Linked DNA regions of Homo sapiens: region 2 is linked to region 1. Evidence: chromatin contacts called from ENCODE Hi-C or POLR2A ChIA-PET data. All regions are on one chromosome and are shown on one strand. The core of a region is the stretch at or near the end of the contact, and the rest is flanking DNA. Distances in the headings are between cores, read along the strand shown.

Evidence for each region. A loop is a pair of places that touch in the nucleus more often than their neighbours do. ChIA-PET counts read pairs that join two places held with the same protein, here RNA polymerase II (POLR2A). Pooled maps may share reads with other maps.
Region 2: a loop to region 1 is called in a map of OCI-LY7, with 7 times the contacts of the local background. The contact joins the promoter of CXorf38 here to the promoter of MID1IP1 in region 1. A Hi-C loop is called at or near these places in 2 of 168 maps with a recorded cell type or tissue (OCI-LY7 and naive thymus-derived CD4-positive, alpha-beta T cell) and 12 of 50 pooled maps. POLR2A ChIA-PET finds 5 or more read pairs at or near these places in 1 of 52 experiments (AG04450).

What each region holds. Positions count from the first base shown.
Region 1 is chrX:38,799,919-38,803,656 of GRCh38, reverse strand. It overlaps MID1IP1 (MID1 interacting protein 1), which reads right to left and starts at 2,198. Exons shown (of 3, transcript NM_021242.6): 1 at 2,170-2,198; 2 at 1-1,122. It overlaps MID1IP1-AS1 (MID1IP1 antisense RNA 1), which reads left to right. Exons shown (of 2, transcript NR_046706.1): 2 at 1,865-2,409. RefSeq lists enhancers at 1-305, 306-1,147, 1,481-1,988, 2,098-2,177, 2,207-2,501.
Region 2 is chrX:40,645,875-40,649,538 of GRCh38, reverse strand. It overlaps CXorf38 (chromosome X open reading frame 38), which reads left to right and starts at 1,978. Exons shown (of 7, transcript NM_144970.3): 1 at 1,978-2,234; 2 at 2,398-2,532. The coding sequence starts at 2,019. It overlaps MED14 (mediator complex subunit 14), which reads left to right. Exons shown (of 31, transcript NM_004229.4): 31 at 1-1,234. RefSeq lists silencers at 1,762-1,942, 1,778-2,077, 2,198-2,347 and an enhancer at 2,598-2,797.

The sequences.
Region 1 (3,738 bases), core at 949-3,448:
CCGCAGTGGCCCTGGCCTTGGTCAGCTATGGGGGGAGGGGAGCGTCAGAGGCTTTTGCCTCCCTCCTGGCGGGGTGGGATCTTTCCCAATCTTTCCTTTAACAGTGGTTGCCGGGGATGAAGAGGGGCACACTATCAGATCTGCTGATTCTTTGAAGAGATCTGCAAGTGGCAATGGGGAGAAGTCCATTTTTGTCCAAGTCGGCTACACAGTGATGCTGGAGAGCCTGGGCCATGTGGCCTTTTGGCTGCCAAGAGGCCAGGAGAGGGTGACAGTAGTTAGGTCTAGTCTTGGGTGTCTTTCACCATTTAACAGAGAAATGGGGAGGTGTCTAATTATTTTTGAGGGTGCTTGTGTGAAGTGTTCCTTTCAAAAGATAGTTCTTAAAGCACTGGGTCATTTAATAGGGCCTAAGCTATGTACCGAATCGCTGGATTTAACTTTTAAGAGCCTTGCACCTTGAATTTCACTTTGAGACTTCCAAACCACAGCCTATTTAATTTTTCCCATCTCATGTCCCTTGCCATATTCCTCATCCACCAGTCCTCTCTGGCAGTCCTACAATTATGTTCAATAAGATTCAAGCTTCTCATTTTAAATCCCTTTTCTCGGCCTGAAACGGTGGCTCACGCCTGTAATCCCAGCACTTTGGGAGGCCGAGGCGGGCGGATCACAAAGTCAGGGGTTCCAGACTAGCCTGGCCAACATGGTGAAACCCGGTCTCTACTAAAAATACAAAAATTAGCCGGGCGTGGTGGCCAGCGCCTGTAATCCCAGCTACTCGGGAGGATGAAGCAGGAGAATTGCTTGAACCCAGGAGGCGGAGTTGCAGTGAGCCGAGATCGTGCCACTGCACTCCAGCCTGGGCGACAGAGCAAGACTCTGTCTCAAATAAAAAAAAAAAAGATCCCTTTTCTCTAAAACTTAACAGAGGTCTCTGTCCCTAGTACAGTTTTTTCCCACGGGACAAAAAATGCCTAAGGAAGGGAGAACATAATAAAGGGGTTTCTTTCTCTCCCTCTTTCTTTCACATTAAGACCTACACTTAAATATTTTCCATAGAAAACCATCTTCCTAATTGTCTTTTGAATGAAATTCTGACTTGGTGCCACAAGGACTAATCTGTTGACAAAAAACAAACAAAACAAAACAAAGTCAGTGACCCTTGGAGACAGACCTAAGTCTGAGGACCCACTACCCCAAAACGTATTAGCTCTACATCACAGCCCATGTTTTCTTACTTGCAAAACTGGGATAGACCTATCAGGGTTTTGAAGGAAGATCAATGGAAAGAAAAATACAGGGAGGCAGGAAGCATTATATAACTTTGAAGCATTAAAATAATTTCACCTTCCTTCTCTGCACACATAGAAACTTTTCTAGCCTCAGTTTCTTTATCAAAAAAATGGAGCTTGTTCCATGGGCCGTGCCAAGGACTTTGATTAAGTTTAAATATGATAATGTAAATAAAAATCACTATGTAAATTGTAAAGTACAAAGATTAATTGTACTTGATACAGGACCTCATCATAGTGAGAGGTGTTTATGTGAAGAGTCAGAAACCTTAAAAGTGTGGAAATTGCCTATGATGAGCCACAGATCCTTCCACCCAACCCCCAGTGCTTAAGCAGGAAAATAATATAAAATATGTCCAATGAGATTGAAAGAGCACTGCAAGAAGAAAACTCGAGAAAAACAGATATACAGTTTCTAGTAGCTGATCTTCTCATAAATTAAAGCGTACTTTGTCCCCCTTCCTGGACCCATTTGGTATTTTAAGTACGTATGCACCCGGATGAAAACTCGGTATTCAGACTTAACTTACTAAATGCCAAAATCTTGCCTCTTTTTCTCTTCTTCCCAGTTCCAACAGTGTGATAACACACGGAAAACGGAAATCCAAGGGATCTAGCAAAAGGATTCCACCCAGCAAAAACGCCAGCTTGGGAGAGGGCCCCTACCTAACTCCTTCCTTCTGGCCTCCACCCCTCCCCTGATACGTTTCCTTCCGTCTAGTCTCGAGATAACCCTTCATCCCCCAGTTTCTTGACTCTGGCCGCTGTTCTTGAACATTTCTTAAACACTTTCAGAGAAAGATGGCTCATGCACCTGCCTGCAAAACTTCCCAAACCGGGCCTCCCAGCTCCCCCAGACCCCGCAACAACTCACACCCGCCGGGGAAACTCCAGAAGGAAAAGGTCCGCCGGCCAGAGCTCTGGGCCCTTGGAATCACCCCACCACCGCCCCTCTGGCTTCAGCCAATCAGAAGCCGTCAGAAAATATTATGCAAATGAATCCTGATGCTCCAGCCAGTCAGAAGCCGCGGAGCCCTCCCCCACGCAGCGTCCTCTTTCACCCCAGCCCCGCCAAGCTGGCTGCCGCGTCCCTGGCAACCGGCGCGCAGCCAGTTCTCCACTACGCTTGGCTGTAAAAAAATTAAAATGGTTGCCTGGGGTCACATGGGAGGGGAGCGGGCTGGCCCAGGCCTAAGGAAGGTTGGAAACCTCACTGATTGCCCCAGGCACCTTCCCTGTCCCGATCTGGAACAGGCTGGAGGTGCTGAGCCACCTGCCCGGAATTCAGTTTGCCTCCAGAAAACAGAAGTCATCCGTTGAACAAATAACTTTCGAGTCCTTGTAGCACGCCAACAGCCTCAAAGCAAGAGGTCTTTGGTCTCTGCTTTCTATCCTATATGCTAAATTTCCGGTAAAAGCCTTGTCTGAGGTACCCATCCCCACTTCTTGGTTCACAGTTGCAATTCTGGAATTCTGGATCTCTTTTTTTTTGTTTTGTTTTTTTTTGAGACGGAGTCTCGCACTGTCGCCAGGCTGGAGTGCAGTGGAGCAATCTCGGCTCACTTCAACCTCTGCCTCCCGGGTTCAAGTGATTCTCCTGCCTCAGCCTCTCCAGTAGCTTGGACTACAGGCGCGCACCACCACGCCCAGCTAATTTTTATATTTTTAGTAGAGACGGGGTTTCACCATGTTGGCCAGGATGGTCTCGATCTCTTGACCTCTTGATCCGCCCGCCTCGGCCTCCCAAAGTGCTGGGATTACAGGCGTAAGCCACCAGCGCCCTGCCGGAACTCTTAAATTCTGGTTCTTAATTCCCACTCTTTTAATTAAGCAACCTGGAAAGCATGCTTTGCTGGCTCATCTCCCCAAAAATGTCCACAAATTATCCTTGTACTGTGTCCCTTGGATAGTTTTTTTTTGGGGGGGGGGAATGACATTTTAAAAGTGACCAGAAATTCCTGAACAAAGTAGTCAGCAAGAGTAAACTGGTGCAAGAAAGTCAGACTGGATAAAGAAGAGATCTGGCCTAGAACTGGAAGAAAGATGATATTTTAAGGCAAGAAGCCAGCCCAACCCAAGATAGCAGAGATCCTGGATTATTTTGAGACAGACTTAGAAGGATCCATTTCATGAAAAATGTCCTAGAAATATGACAGTCAGACTCTCGTGTTAAAGGCCATGTAGTCCAACCATCCACTTGTGCTGAAATCGCTCACAACATCCCCACCAAGTGGTCGCCCTTGCCTACATTCTTCTATTTTCCGTTCTCCAGTGTTCTTCTATCTTTTGGAGCTCTACAGAAGGCCATGAAGCACACCATCAGATGTTTGAAGGTAGATATGGTCTCCTTAAGTCTACTGTTCTTCAAGTCAGTTATCCCCAGTTCCTGTAGCCATTCTTCATGTTCTCTTTTGAGTCGCTCATCCATCCTAGTCACTAACTT
Region 2 (3,664 bases), core at 729-3,228, 1.8 Mb before region 1:
CAACTCTCTAGTTAATTTTGATGAAGATGTTTTCATTAATAGTCTGGTTTAGTATTAATTTAACCTTGAAATAAGAAATTGGTCCTGATTTGCCACCTTCATTTTTCCATCTGCTGAAATGCCATTTCAGAATGTATAAAAGTACTTTCAGAATTAGAAGAAAAGTGAGAGCTTCAGCAGAACGTGTCAAGTCGCTAATAACAGGAGTCGAACCTTATGTTTGAAAATTAACTGAGTGAGTTAAGTGCAAGCATAAACTAAAATTTATATGACTTTGAATTTAAGAACCACTAATAACTGTGTTCTAATTAACACAGTAATCTGTTCAGCCAAAGGATACTAACAGCCATTCTTTGGACTGTGGTTAATTTGATAACTTCAAGAAGTTATAACTTTGCTACCCTGGATTCTGATGCAATTTCAATATAAAAAGTTGTTCCTTTCATAGTTTTTCCCCCCAAAAGAAGTGCCTATTACATTTTACCTTAATGTTTATTTATCATCCAAGTGTTCTTGATATAAAATCAGTATACAGAAAATTTTAAGAGAACTTACATTCAAGGGACATAGAGGGAAAATGTTAATGTGTATTTCATTGTTTCTTGTGGAATTTTTTTTTCATTCGGTTTGAGAATGGACAGTGTGTCTAAGGATGTGATTTAAATTTACTTAGGATGGATTTAGCATTGAGGTTATTAAGACAAAGTTAGCAGAGGCCAGCCAGCACTGTGCTGCACAACTCCAGGAACTCCATGGTATGCTCACAATTTTCTGCAAGTTGCCTCCACTTCCAAGTGGCCAGTGATTTGTTAAAATACCTTGCCCAAGAATATAACTGATTGATGAAAGGGCATATTTAGGTCAATATAAAATAATAGCAAGTATTTACTGAGAGCTTACTGTGTGCTAGGCATTTTCTTAATATTTCAATGTGTATTTAATCCTCACAACAACCCAATGTGGTAGGTTATTGATATCCTCTTCTTAAAAATGAGTAAATGGAGGCCCAGAGAAATGTAATTTGCCTGAGATCAAATTAAGGTTGCTTAAGATCAAACTGCTAAGAAGGGGCAGTTTGAGTCTGAGCTAGTGCTCCTAAACACTGGACATTTTTGCTGTGAACCACAGTCGGGAAGGTTTAATGTTTAGACTCTTTCCTCAGAGGCTTTTAACTACACACAATTTTGACATGTTTTCCAAGCTCAGAAAGCTCATTAAAAACAACTAAAACTGACCTGACTTGTCACTTGGAGTTGACAATCCCAGTGCCTTCTGACCTTTGTGGCACTTCTTTGGAACTTAAATCAGACTTCCATGTGCAAGGAGCACTAATTATCATATAATCAAGAATACTAGATAATTATCGTCTAACCTTTGCTAGGTGCTTCAGGATGCCCTTATCTGGCTCAGGTGTGCAGCCTTCTAGAATCCAAGTGATGTGTTGCCCTAAACAGGCAAACGCCCCCTTCTGGGTGGTCCAGTGGCGGGGGATTTTGAGTTTTGGGTTAGCTTGGCACACCGCAGGCAGCCAGCGGTCACGTTTCACTAATACCTCAATTTGCTACAGCTGGTCTGTGGGCTTAGGAACCAGTAACTCTAGAATTGTATAATGCAAAGAACATACACGATTCAAGCAATGTGCCCTGAGCACCTTGTACATCTGGACAATAAAAAAAAGTTAAAACAGAAGTGCCCTACATTAGGAGAGGGAGTCGAATCGGATGCTGACAGGGTCTCTGTTTGGGGGACGAAGAGGGCCTAAGGGTTTCAAATAGTTAACTGCTTCCCCAAGCACCAAAGTTGTTAGACGTCAGACGTCAGACGTCACCCAAGTGGGGTGGAGCCGACGTGCCCCGGAAGTCAAGATGCCCCGCCCCGGGATCGGTGGCACCGCGCCGCGCAGGCGCAGGCGTCGCTGCCGCCGGCGCAGGCGCCGCTGCCTCGGGTACTTCCCAGGCTCCGCGCCTGCGCACTGCCGTCCGCCACGCCCCGCAACCTCCTGGTTCCAAGTGGGAGACATGGTGCTGTCGGAGCTAGCGGCGCGCCTCAACTGCGCCGAGTACAAGAACTGGGTGAAGGCGGGCCACTGCCTGTTACTGCTGCGCAGCTGCCTGCAGGGTTTCGTCGGCCGCGAGGTGCTCTCCTTCCACCGCGGCCTACTCGCCGCAGCCCCCGGCCTGGGGCCCCGCGCCGTCTGCCGCGGCGGCTCACGGTGCAGCCCTCGCGCCCGCCAGGTGAGCACCTGGCTCGGGGCCTTGACCACCGCCCCCACCCCACCCCTCCTCATCCCCGTTCCTGTCCCAGACCCAGAGCGCAAGTGTCCTGTTCCCTCCGCGATGCGGGGCCCACCGCGACGTCCCTCCCTCCTGGGCCCCTCCTCACCGCCGCCCCCTGTAGTTTCAGCCTCAGTGTCAGGTGTGCGCTGAATGGAAAAGGGAGATTTTGAGACATCATGTCAACAGAAATGGAGATGTGCACTGGGGAAACTGCCGGCCGGGCCGCTGGCCCGTGGACGCCTGGGAGGTGGCCAAGGTAAGCGCCTGAGGCGGGGACGGAAGGAGGAAGCGGCGGGTCACCCAGCACTCGGGGTGGCTATCTGGTCTTGTGGTCGCCGGGGCCTCATAAACAGATGCAGAGAGAGAGATTGATCAAGGGTCTAGGCGGTTCAGGGGTGGTATGCGGGACCCAACCCAGCTTAGTGAAGTAGAAGCTTTCTTCTACCCGTCTGCTTCCTGAGGGCATTTGAGTTTGTTACCCCTGCTTGGAAAGTTACAGGAAAGAGTTCTACAAGAGATACTGGGGCAAGATGCAGAGCGAGCATCATGAGCACAGGCAGGGAGGGAGGGAGACTCTTGTGTGGCCTGTTTGAGGGTAAGGCTCGCTGAACAGCTCATCAGCTCTTTTTTGGCTATAGGATGCCGTAAGGATGACAGAGTAAGCCAAGGGAAGTTAGGGCTAAAATAGCACCTTAAGTGCCCAGTTAAAGGCACTTTGGGTAGCTGGGAATGGGGTAGGCAGCCGGATCTGTCTTCAGATCTTGGCAATGTCACTTACTAAGTAGATCGAGTAGGAAATTTTTTTGCCCAGTAAGGGACGGAGAGGGACAGCCAGAAGTGGCTTCCTAACACAAATTGACTTTAGCAGTCAGTCTACATGCCAGTAGTTATCAGCAGGCACAGGGTGGGCACTGGAAAGGAGCAGTGCCTGGGAAGCAGATGATCTGAGTCCTGGATCAGCTGCCGTGGTGTGACACTGGGCCAGCTTGTGCTCCCCAATCTCAAAAATGAAAGGACGGCCGGGCGCAGTGGCTCACGCCTGTAATCCCAGCACTTTGGGAGGCCGAGGCGGGCGGATCATGAGGTCAGGAGATCGAGACCACGGTGAAACCCCGTCTCTACTAAAAATACAAAAAAATTAGCCGGGCGCAGTGGCGGGCGCCTGTAGTCCCAGCTACTCGGGAGGCTGAGGCAGGAGAATGGCGTGAACCCGGGAGGCGGAGCTTGCAGTGAGCGGAGATCGCGCCACTGCACTCCCGCCTGGGCGACAGAACGAGACTCCGTCTCAAAAAAAAAAAAAAAAAAAAAAAAAAAAAAAAAAAAAAAAAAAAATGAAAGGAATTGGGGCCGGGCGCGGTGGCTCATGCCTGTAATCCCAGCACTTTGGG